Linked DNA regions of Homo sapiens: regions 1 and 2 are each linked to region 3. A link is a contact called in ENCODE Hi-C or POLR2A ChIA-PET data. All regions are on one chromosome and are shown on one strand. Each heading gives the region's core, a stretch centred on a gene start or an enhancer-like site at or near the end of the contact. The rest is flanking DNA. Distances are from core to core; before and after follow the strand shown.

Evidence for each region. A loop is a pair of places that touch in the nucleus more often than their neighbours do. ChIA-PET counts read pairs that join two places held with the same protein, here RNA polymerase II (POLR2A). Pooled maps may share reads with other maps.
Region 1: a pooled map shows a loop between it and region 3 (9-fold over the local background). The contact joins two enhancer-like sites. A Hi-C loop is called at or near these places in 1 of 37 single-sample maps with no recorded cell type and 2 of 50 pooled maps. POLR2A ChIA-PET finds 5 or more read pairs at or near these places in 1 of 52 experiments (WTC11).
Region 2: a map with no recorded cell type shows a loop between it and region 3 (2.9-fold over the local background). The contact joins the promoter of RUNX3 here to the enhancer-like site in region 3. A Hi-C loop is called at or near these places in 1 of 37 single-sample maps with no recorded cell type and 1 of 50 pooled maps. POLR2A ChIA-PET finds 5 or more read pairs at or near these places in 1 of 52 experiments (activated CD8-positive, alpha-beta T cell).

The regions. Positions count from the first base shown.
Region 1 is chr1:21,760,349-21,764,040 of GRCh38, forward strand. All of the region lies in intron 1 of USP48 (ubiquitin specific peptidase 48), which reads right to left. Among named protein-coding and RNA genes, the nearest start is that of USP48, 21 kb to the right of the region's middle. RefSeq lists an enhancer at 1,554-1,633. Within about 2 kb of position 1,868, at least 4 of the 41 ENCODE cell types and tissues checked have a DNase peak (open chromatin) inside an H3K27ac peak, as active enhancers do.
Region 2 is chr1:24,927,820-24,931,533 of GRCh38, forward strand. It overlaps RUNX3 (RUNX family transcription factor 3), which reads right to left and starts at 2,457. Exons shown (of 5, transcript NM_004350.3): 1 at 1,768-2,457. The coding sequence starts at 2,049. RUNX3-AS1 (RUNX3 antisense RNA 1) reads left to right here and starts at 2,638. Exons shown (of 4, transcript NR_183341.1): 1 at 2,638-3,714. RefSeq lists enhancers at 663-1,397, 1,046-1,225, 1,398-2,131, 3,571-3,714 and silencers at 1,696-2,135, 2,336-2,805.
Region 3 is chr1:23,572,460-23,576,397 of GRCh38, forward strand. LOC124903876 (a long non-coding RNA gene) reads left to right here. Exons shown (of 3, transcript XR_007065537.1): 3 at 288-1,241. Among named protein-coding and RNA genes, the nearest start is that of ID3, 15 kb to the left of the region's middle. RefSeq lists an enhancer at 2,298-2,387. Within about 2 kb of position 1,895, at least 5 of the 41 ENCODE cell types and tissues checked have a DNase peak (open chromatin) inside an H3K27ac peak, as active enhancers do.

The sequences.
Region 1 (3,692 bases), core at 618-3,117, 1.8 Mb before region 3:
GACTGGAAATTTATATGGAAGTAACAAAATAAATTACAATATAACCAAACAACAAAAACTACTGCTGTCAAAAAATAAAAAGGTAGGCCGGGCACAGTGGCTCACGCCTGTAATCCCAGCATTTTGGGAGGCCCAGGTGGGCGGATCACAAAGTCAGGAGTTCGAGACCAGCCTGGCCAACATGGTAAAACCCCATCTCTACTAAAAATACAAAAATTCGCCAGGAGTGGTGGCGGGAGCCTGTAATCCCAGCTACCCAGGAGGCTGAGGCAGGAGAAATCACTTGAAACTGGAAGGCGGGAGGGTGCAGTGAGCCGAGATCGTGCCACTGCACTCCAGCCTGGGCAACAAGAACAAAACTCTATCTCAAAAAAAATAAAAATAAAAATAAATTTAAAAAAAGGTAGGGAAAGCTTTTAATGTTGTGATATATAACGATATCATTAGTTGAAAAAAGGAAGGTGGGCCAGGCACAGTGGCTCACGCCTGTAATCCCAGCACTTTGGGAGGCTGAGGCAGGCGATCACCTGAGGTCGGGATTTCGAGACCAGCCTGACCAACATGGAGAAACCCTGTCTCTACTAAAAATACAAAATTAGCCGGGCATGGTGGCGCATGCCTGTTAATCCCAGCTAGTTGGGAGGCTGAGGCAGGAGAACTGCTTGAGCCCAGCAGGGTGAAGGTTGTGGTGAGCCAAGATCACGCCATCGCACTCCAGCCTGGACAACAAGTGGAAACTTTGTCTCAAAAGAAAAAAAAGAAAAAAAAAAAGGAAGGTACAAAACACTGCATATCATGTTGCCATGTTTTTTATTTACAAATGGGGTAAACACACCCGTTTGTTTAGATAGAAGAGTACATTATAAACTGGAAACAACCTTATCGGCAAAGATTATCTCTGTACTTGCCAGCTATAAGTCAGAAGTAAATAACACTCTGAACTTCCTTTTTTTTTTTTTTGAGACTCCCATACTGAAGTGGCATGTTCATGGCTCACTGCAGCCTCTACATCCTGGACTCAAGTAATCCTCCAGCCTCAGCCTCTGGAGTAGCTGGGAGGTGCATGCCACCATACTTGGATAATTTTTTATTTTATTTTTTGTAAAAACAGGGTCTTGCCATGTTGCCCCAGGCTGACCCCATCACTTTTTATACCTTTCAGACTTTGAACAATAAAATGTGTTACATATTCCAAAAATAAGTAAATAATTGTTTTAATGTTCAGTTTAAACATACTGTCTTCTAAAATATAAAAATGAAGCTGGGTGTGGTGGCACATGCTTATAGTGCCAGCTATTCAGAAGGCTCAGGCAGAAGATGGCCTAAGCCTAGGAGTTGGAGGCTGCAATGAACTATGATTGCACCTGTGAACAGCCACTGCACTACAGCCTGGCCAACAAAGTGAGACCCTGTCTCTATTTTAAAACTTTTGAAAAAATAAAAATGAAAACAAGTTCGACCAATTTAAGAACAGTTTTGTCAGCTTATATCAAAGCTAGGAGGGAAAAAAGCTTATTAATGAAATAAAGTAGAACCCATCCACTGTGGGGAGAAGAAGCTAGGGTTTTGTTTTAGTGCTTATAACTCATCTCTAATGGGAAAGGTCTACTATAAGAGAGTTAAAGAAACAAAACTGGCCGGGTGCAGTGGCTCCTGCCTGTAATCCCCAGCACTTTGGGAGACTGAGGTGGGCAGATCACTTGAGGCCAGAAGTTCAAGACCAGCCTGGCCAACATGGCAAAACCCCGTCTCTACTAAAAATACAAAAATGTGCCAAGCGTGGTGGCGTGTGCCTATAATCCCAGCTACTTGGGAGGCTGAAGTGAGAGAACCGCTTGAACCAGGAAGGCAGGGTTTGCAGTGAGCTGTGATCGCACCAGTGCATTCCAGCCAGGCTGGGCAACAGAGCGAGACTCGTCTCAAAAAAAAAAAGAAGAAACAAAACTGATTCTGAGACTGAGAAAAGTAACAGAAAATCTCTCCTGGGAACAGTGACAAGGATATACTAGGAAGGTTCTTTCGAAAGAAAATTACAGCTAGTGGCAATGGACTCTCCCAAAGGTCTTTGGCAGATAGGAAAAAATAGTGTCAGTAACCATGGTGAAAATATACCTCTAAAACAAAGTAGGCACTTATTTTGTCAATCCTTTCAACTCTGCTTTTCAAAGGTGTAATATCAAGTCTTGTTTGTTCACTCCCTCCTCTTGGACAAGTGGGTGGTAAAAATTTTTCACACGGGCCGGGCGCGGTGGCTCACGCCTGTAATCCCAGCACTTTGGGAGGCGGAGGCGGGTGGATCACGAGGTCAGGGGTTTGAGACCAGCCTGACCAACATGGTGAAACCCCATCTCTACTAAAAATACAAAAATTAGCTGGACGTGGTGGCAGGCGCCTGTAATCCTGGCTACTCAGGAGGCTGAGGCAGGAGAATTGCTTGAACCTGGGAGGCGGAGGTTGCAGTGAGCCGAGATCACGCCACTGCACTCCAGCCTGGGCGACAGAGCGAGACTTCATCTCAAAAAAAAAAAAAAAAAAAAAAATTCACACGACCTGGCTGGGGAAACAGATACTCCCATGTGTCAAACACAGACATCATTCTCAGAAAATAGTTCCACTGGATCTGTTTAGATTTTAGTCTCCAGTTCCTGATAGCAAAATAATTCAGACAATGAAGAAAAGGTAGGCTCTCCCTGTCCCCACCCAAAAATCATGCATACTCAACTGGTTCTAAAGCTGGCATCAAAAGGCAAACACAACCTATGGCCTAAATATTACCACAATAAGACTTTCAAAAGCTACTATGAGAAGCTGGGAGCAATCTGTATTATTAGGCCCCACAACACTGGCATTGTTCTTTTTAAATTTTCTTAAATTAATTGCTTGCTAGGTATCACTGAATACGTCTTCAGTCGGCTAGAACACCACCACAGCAGAATGCCAAGTGCAGGTGACCTGTGATAGACTACCACCCCAGGCCAAACCTATGGCTCCCGAGCCTCTATGGCCACACTTCAGGTGGGAACCAAAAAGCCAATGGCGGTGCTTTGCATTAAAAGGGCTTGGGCTTTCTAAACTTCTAAATTGTTGCTAAGCCTTTCATACATAGCCCAATATGGGGGGGCGGGGTTGTGTTTGTTCTCTTACTTGGAGAGGTAAAGAATCTACTTAACAAACACAAATAACAGCTGGGCGCAGTGGCTCACGCCTATAATCCCAACACTTTGAGAGGCCAAGGCGGGCAGATCACCTGAGGTCGGGAGTTCGAGACCAGCCTGGCTGACATAGAGAAACCTCGTCTCTACTAAAAATACAAAAAATTAGCCAGGCGTGGTGGCACATGCCTGTAATTCCAGCTACTCAGGAGGCTGAGGCAGGAGAATCACTTGAACCCAGGAGGCAGAGGGTGCGGTGAGCCGAGATCATGCCATTGCACTCCAACCCTGGTAACTAGAGAGAAACTCTGTTTCAAGAAAAGGAAGGGAGGAAGGAAGGGAGGGAGGGAGGGAGGACGGATGGACAGGCAGACACAAATCACAGTTCTAATTATAAGCTGTTACTTCTAAAGCCAGCCTTAGCAGCACAGCAGAATGCCAACCACAGAGGGCTGTAGCCTCTCCCATTCGTCATTCTCCAATGCCCCTAACTCCATTTTATCCCTCCTTAGGAGTAGGCCCCAGGTATCAAGGATCATT
Region 2 (3,714 bases), core at 1,207-3,706, 1.4 Mb after region 3:
CTCCCCCAGGTCCCAGGCACACTGAGTATTTCTCCAATGCAGGGTGGAGAAGAGGCTTAAAAACAATAAAGACCTTCCCCCAAATATCACGAAAACAAGAAGATGGAATCTCGAGCTTCCACACCAAAATCCTAGATCAACTGCTTACATAAACTGTGTCCCAAGAAATCATCCTTTCAATGAAATCTAAGCCAGAGCTGTGAATCAGCTCAGTCACTATGATGTGGGGTGCAGTTCCCCTGTTGTCTTCGGCTGCAGCGAAAGAGGAATCAACATGCTCCTAGCAACGAAGTCTCCAAATGAGAAAGAGTAACAACAATAATAACAACAGGGCTGCTACCCCCACTCAATTTATGCAAGAGCTGTTTAGGGCATGAAATTTGGCCCTGAAATGTGGACCAGGCCCAGTTTATTGGCCTCTGCAGAGCCTAAATTCGTTATGCAGAGAAAATGCAGAATGCAAAACTCACTGGTGTTTTGAAAAAGGCCACCAGAAAACCCCTTTAAAGTGAGAGTGGGGCTTTTGATAATGGAAGGATGCACCTGCCGGGAATTGCAGGATGGGGGTGGCGATGTCCCCCTAAACACCATCTCCCCCAAATCCCCCACCCCCAGGAGCACGGAGAGGCGGATGCCTTTTGAAAAAGAATCAGACTTTAAACAGAGTCACAACTATTTAAACGTGGCCGCCGCGTGCAGGGACTGGGGATCCATATGGTAAAAATTTCAAGGAGAAAATGTTTGGGATCTGATTAAGAAGACCAGATTTCCTGTCAACATCCTGTCTTCTTTTAATTTCAAAGACTCCTTTTAAGCTCCAAGTGACAGTAAAACCTCCGATCTGACGATTAAAGTCACACGGGCCTCCCGCCCCTCCCGGCGAGATTTCCCCCACTGGTATTTTAAGATGTCACCCGGGAGACCTCAAAGAGCCACTCTTCCTTTTTTTCCCATTTAGAGTCGTCTTAATGGGAGCAGGGACGGCCTCAGCTTCCAGCCACCTCGGGCAGCACCACCCCCAGCCGCCGGCCCTTCCTGCCCTGCCCTTTTCTCACGGCAGCTGTGAGAGGTTTAGGGGAAAACCGAGGCGTTTTCGTTTCATCTCGCTGCCCCCTTAAAAAAATGAAAATGAAACAGTCGCCTACTCCCTGGCATAAAGAAAAAGGTCCTCTAAATGGCTGGGGGCTGCCAGGGTTAGGGGTCCCCCAATCTCAACTCGCCATTCGGGACGCATAATATCCCCGAGCAAACGTCTGGAGAGCAGTGCCCCGATCCCGGCCTAGCGCCGTCCGGTAAAATTTCGGAAGCCCGAGGGTGTGAGCAGGAAGCTTTTGCGAAGCGGCGCGGGAGGAGGGGTGCTGGAGGCGGAGGGTAGGCCCTTTCACCGTTCGCACCCCACCCGCGGTGTCCTTGCCCCTGTCCCGGGATCCTCTTCTCCGTTACCCGCAGGGCTGTATCTGAGCGATCCGGGTTAGGGGGGCGCAAAACCCCATCCGCCCATTTCCGCACCAACGTCTCTACGCAAGGCGCCCCAAAACCCAGGTGGAGCGGGGCAACCCCGTTAAAAGTCATTCCTGCAGGGCGCATCCAAAACGGAACGCCGAGGTCCCGGAGCCGAGCGCGCAGCCAGACTGAACCGGGTGCCCGGGTGTCGCCGCGGCGTCTCGGGCACCTCCCATCCCCACTGCTCCCGAGGCTCTGGCTCCCGCAGCTCAGACGCCCGGAGCCCCAGGGCCGGCGCCCTCCCGCCCCGGGTCCCGCACTCACCTTGAAGGCGACGGGCAGCGTCTTGTTGCAGCGCCAGTGCGAGGGCAGCACGGAGCAGAGGAAGTTGGGGCTGTCGGTGCGCACGAGCTCGCCTGCGTGGTCCGCCAGCACGTCCACCATCGAGCGCACCTCGGGCCGGGCGCGCCCTCCGGGCCCCACGGCCGCCTGCGCGCTCAGCGCGCCGCTGTTCTCGCCCATCTTGCCGCCGCCGCCGCCGCAGGGGAAGGCCGGGGAGGGAGGTGTGAAGCGGCGGCTGGTGCTTGGGTCTACGGGAATACGCATAACAGCGGCCGTCAGGGCGCCGGGCAGGCGGAGACGGCGCGGCTTCCCCCGGGGGCGGCCGGCGCGGGCGCCTCCTCGGCCGCCGCTGCCGCGAGAAGCGGGAAAGCAGAAGCGGCGGGGCCCGGGCCTCAGGGCGCAGGGGGCGGCGCCCGGCCACTACTCGCCAGGGCCCGCCCGCTGCGAGGCCTCGCTGGCCCGACGGCCGCCCGCAGCCTGCCCGGCTAGTCCCGCATCCTCGGCGCGCGGCCCCGCGTGCGGCCGCCCCTCGTGGCTGTCCCGGCTGCCTGGGCCGCGGCGGGGCCCGCGCGGGGCTGTGCCGCTGCCGCCGCCTCCCGCCCCGAAGCTCGCCCGCGGCCGCCCCGACTCCGCGGCCGCAGCCCCAGAACAAATCCTCCAGAATCAAGTGGCGGGGCCGCGGCCGCCCGCGCGGGGTTAGTACCCCCGGGGCCCGCGGGGCGGGGCTGGCGGAGCGACGCGTCGCACAGCCAATCGGCGGAGCCCCCATCGCGGGCACCTCGGTGGCGTTCGCGGGGAGGAACGGGGCCTGCCGGAGGCCGCCCAACGGGGAGGGGCGGAAGGCGCCACCCCGCGGAGGAGGCCCCAGTGCCACAGCCCAGGGCCCCCGAGAGCTCTGGGAGCCCGGGGCAAATGCTAGAAATTTGCTTAGAACGTCCGGGTCCCACGGAAGGCGCCCTTGCCGCCCTCTCTCGGGTCGTAGCTCCCTGACGCTGGGGCGCAACCCCTTCGCTCCTCCTCCCCGCTGGCCGCGGCCGGGCTTCCCCAGCTCTTGCTGCTTCGGGCCTGTGACTTCTGCAACCCCGGGCTGGGGGCCGCGGGGTCTCAGGGCCGGTGACGCCGCACTGGGAGCCGCCCCAAAGAGGTTACTCACCTCCCTCGTCCCGCACATTATTCTGACCCAAGAGCCTCCACCCCACACGGGATTTTGCGCGTCGTCCACGCCCGGCCGGCGGCCTTTGCTGCTCCCAGCCCTGCGCGGCTTTGGTCCCAGCCTCGGTGGCCCCTGTGCCAAACCGGGGACAGGCGGAAGGGAGTCTCCTAGGGACCCTAAGTAGCCTGGGGCCAACAACCCCTTTCCTCTCTGCTCTCCCCTCAAAACAAGTTTCAGGATCTTGCAGGCCTCGCGGCGTCGTTCTTCGTTGTGGCGGCCTGTGGCTCTTTGAAAAACACGACGAGGCCTGCAAAATGCGTTTTTCTTTTTTTCCTTTACGCATGTAACCACGGTCCTGCATCGTGAAACGGTACGCGCGTCGGTGGCAAAAGAAAAACAGCAGTGGCTGCAAAGCTAAGGGCCCTCGCTTTCAGAGGAGAGAATTTTCTTTCTCCATGCGGGTGGAAAGTGGCCTCTGCGGGTCCAACCCCACTTCTTCTTGGGCCCGTGCGCTCCGGCTGCGCCGCAGGGACCGCGGACAGCTTCGCCAAGGCACTGCCTGCCCGCCCGGCTCCGGGTCCCCGCTCCCACTCCCAGCCGCGTGGCCCAACCTCTCCTGGGCTTCACTGCAAATCACCCCTTCCTCTCCCGCCTCCTAAGTCTGTCGAGCAGACCTAGGGGCCGGCTACAGTTGGGAGGGCAACGGGAAAGATCAAGCCACAATCATTCCGAATTATCGCCCCAGACACCTCCCTAGACTCTGGGGAACGAACGCG
Region 3 (3,938 bases), core at 645-3,144:
CTCAGCCTCCTGAATAGCTGGGATTACAGGCGCCCACCACCATACCCAGCTAATTTTTTTGTATTTTTAGTAGAGACGGGGTTTCACCATGTTAGCTAGGATGGTCTCGATTTCCTGACCTCGTGATCTGCCTGCCTGGTCCTCCCAAAGTGCTGTGATTATAGGATTATAGACCACTGCGCCCGGCCCAATTTTTTTGTACTTATTTGTAGAGACAGGGTCTCTCTATGCTGCCCAGGCTTCCAAACAACTTTTGTGACAGATACTATTATCATCCCATTTCACAGTTGCGGAAGCATCAGAAAGGTGAAGCCACCCGCCTAAGACCGAAGAGCTAGAAGCAAAAGAGCCAAATTTCAAAACTGCAAAGTGTTCCTGACCTCTGGGCTGTCCTGCTTCCTGGAAATTGCTTGGGCAGTGCGCTCCATCTTCCTGGGGCATTTAACCCACAAGTTTGCTAGCAGCCATGTTTTCAAGCTGCAACAACTACTTCTTGGATGGTGAGAATTGGGAGAGATGGCAGAAGGCCTGGGGAAGAGTGGGGATGCTGGGAAAGCCTCCTGGTGAGAAAGCTCAGGCCACAGCTGGGCCAGGGACATCCACAGCAGTCTCCAGGCTCTGACACCCCCTCCCCAACCCTGACTCCCTCCCAGGGGAGAGAATAACTTGGCTCCAAAGCTGAGGCCAGAATATAAGCCAGAGACCTGCTGACCTGACCCCCCCACCCTGGAATCTACTGAATCTGGGGCCAGGAGCAAGGAAGGGCTGACCCCAAACTGAACAAATCAAAAAGCCAAGTTCCCCTCTGAGCCCTGCAATTTTTTTTTCTTTTGGACCAAATAAGGAAGGAGCACCTGTTACTTTATAATCATACTGTAGGACAGCCTCGAGTTGAAAGCCATGGGATCTGGAGTCTTGAAAACGCGGTTCAAGCTCCTATCTTTTCTATTTCCAAACTCAGTGTCCTAGAGCAACTCACTCACTTTCCCCAAGCTTCAGTTTTTCTATCTATGAAATAGACAATGATACTCCTGTTAAGAGGGCGCTTGTAAGGATTTGGGGGACCAGAGGTTAAATTCGCTTCATTTTAGTTCACCTACGTTACTTATGTTTTGTTACATGTCTTAAGTTATGGTTTTAATAATCCCCCCACTCAAAAATAAACAAGATTAAAAGAATAATGAAAATAGTTAATAATAAGTGTCAACATTTATGGGCACTGATTTTGTGCTGTTTCAAGTGCTTTATACACATTAACTCATTTATCTTCATAAAAAGCCTATGAAGCCATTATACAGATGAGGAAACAGGCTCAGAGAGGCTAAGCATGTTGTTCAAGGTCACACAGCATGGAAGAGGCAAGCCGACTGACTCCAGAGCCTTAGCTTTGTGCCAGTCAGAATGGAAAAGAACTCCAAAAGACACCAACCTGGTTTATTCAAGTGCTGGCATGTAAGGATAAGGAAAAGCAGCCATCAGTTTGAATGACAGGCGATGGGTCCGGAGTAATTAGCCAAATGTATGAAGATTTCACCATTTCTAAACCATCCTGTTATATGACCACACATACCATCTTCATGGAAGTGCAGTAGCATCACCATGACAACTACTTTTGTGTTTTTACCTCTAATGTAATCGATTGTATTTTAAAATATTTTTAAATGAATAAAAGCTTTTGAATTTAATGTTTTAAGTAGGTAATACTTTCACCTGGTTAAAAACTCAAAAAGCTCGAGAGGCATAAAGTGAAAGGCCTCCTTCTCACCCCGGCCCCTGCCATCCTCTTCTCACAGTCAGCCAATGTTGCTAGTTTTGTGGGGAGGGGAAGAACTGATACTTTTTGAAAGTAGAAAGAGTGTGCTTGATTTGTTCTGAGGTCACAAGCCATAAAGCCCACCTTACTCTGGTTGATTTCTTCAGGTCGGCCTCAGCCTGATTTCCTGTACCCTTTGAGGCACTGCTGCTTCCTGCAGGTGATGGTTAGTCCCTTAGGGAGATGGTCAGTCCCTTCTCCCTCTGAACTTTCCCCTGAGGCACCCCCTTCAGTACCCGCTATGCTCCTGACCACATTCTCTCTGGCCTCTAGGCCTGACTGGTTCTCCATCCCCCAGAACCTGCAGAGCCTGTAAATGCCAGAGAAATCTCATCATCTCACACAGCTGATGTGGTAGAGGTGGACCCAGAGGTCACACCTGGGTGGCTTCAGGCTATATCTAGCCTATGAGATTTTTTGTTCTTTTTTGGTCTGCACAGTGATGTCAGAATTGGAAATCTTCACCTGAAAGTCCAATTTTCTGATTTCACTTGAAATATTGGCAGACTCAGCCACACTGAACCCATACTGATGCATGATGATGACAGCTGGAGCTGAGCAGCAGTTGCTCCCTTGAGAAGGAGCACAAGCTCTCTGGGTTGTATGGTCCCCGCCACTCTGGGTTGGTTAACATGGTAGGCAGGATCATAGTCACCTCCAAAGATGTCTGTGTCCTAATCCCTATAATTTGTGAATGTACTGTTACACGGCAAGTGGGAATTAAGTTTGCAGATGGAATGAAGGTTGCTATGCAGGATTATCTAGGTGGGTCCAATGGAATCAGAAGGGTCCTTAAAAGTGGGAGAGGGCAGCAGAAAAGAGTCAGAGAAAGAGAGGCAACCACGAAAACAGGGTCAGAGAGATGCCATGTTGCTGGCTTTGAAAATGAAGGAAGGGGTCACAACCCAAGGAATGTTGGCAGCCTCCAGAAGCTGGAAAAGGCAAGGAAATCAATTATCTTCCAGATTCTCCGAAAGGGAAGTCCCTGCAAACACCCTGATTTTAGCCCAGTGAGATCAGGTTGGTTTGAGAGCATAAACTTAAGTTGTTTTAAGTGACTAAGTTTGTAGTCATTTTGTTATAGCAGCAATAGAGAAGTAATACAGTTAATATGGGCCCTTGTAGGTCTCCAGGGATGGGGGAGTGGGGCACAGCTGTGAGAGCTGTTGTAAGTGTGCAAGACTCATAGCTTAAAGAGCTCGGTAAATGGCCATGAATGTTCTAATGAATAGGCGTAGCAGGCGGGTTCTGGGCAGAGTAGAGATATGGGTGACCCTTGCTTTGGTTTTTTCTCCCTCCACTCTTGTGACACCCTCTGCCCAGTTTCCTTCACAGCCCTGGGGCTTGCTGAGAGAGCCGGGCTGATATGTCAGGCCTTCAGCATTGAGTAGGGCAATCACTTAGCAAGTTGGCAGGTCTCAGCAGCTGGTGGAGGAATCTGGGCTCTGACTGAGGACAGGATTAGAGGTCAAAGTGGGAAAGTAGGGAATAGGCCCCAGACTGAGTAAAAAGACCAGGAGAGCTGAAGGTGGGGGAGGGTCAGGAGCAGGTTCTGAAAGGGGGTGCAAAGCTAGGCAGGGCCCAGACTTGAGGCCTGTTCTAGGTGGTGCTGGCTGGTAGGGGAATGACTGATGGTCTAGGATTGCTGAGGACAACTGTGCACCTGCCAGCACTGTCCTAAGCCTGCCTCTGAACACTAAGCTGTCAGCCTCTGTTTACCTTCCACTCTCAGTATAACCTGCATTCGGCCTATTTGTTGGGAGGCAACTGAAAAACTAATTTATCCTGAATTATTCTTAGTGACTGATAGTGGCTTACTGTGTCAGATACTTGCCAAGGAGATTCATGTTGAAGTGCATATCATTTTAACCTAAAAAGATGAAGTGCATTTAAGGTAGCAGTGTCTGAGAAGGAAAACCTCATGGCTACTGGTGGTGGGGGGTGGCAGGGAACATAGGATGTCACACGGTGGACAGCCTTACCTGCTCACAGGGCTGTACACCCCCAGGAGGTCTCTCATATTCCAGCCCCCATGTCCTTAAGTCTCTTTAGATTTTTTTCACCTGGGCTTTCATTACAATTCTTTTACTTTCCGTGTTTCCTGGGTAAGCTTGTTTATATATTT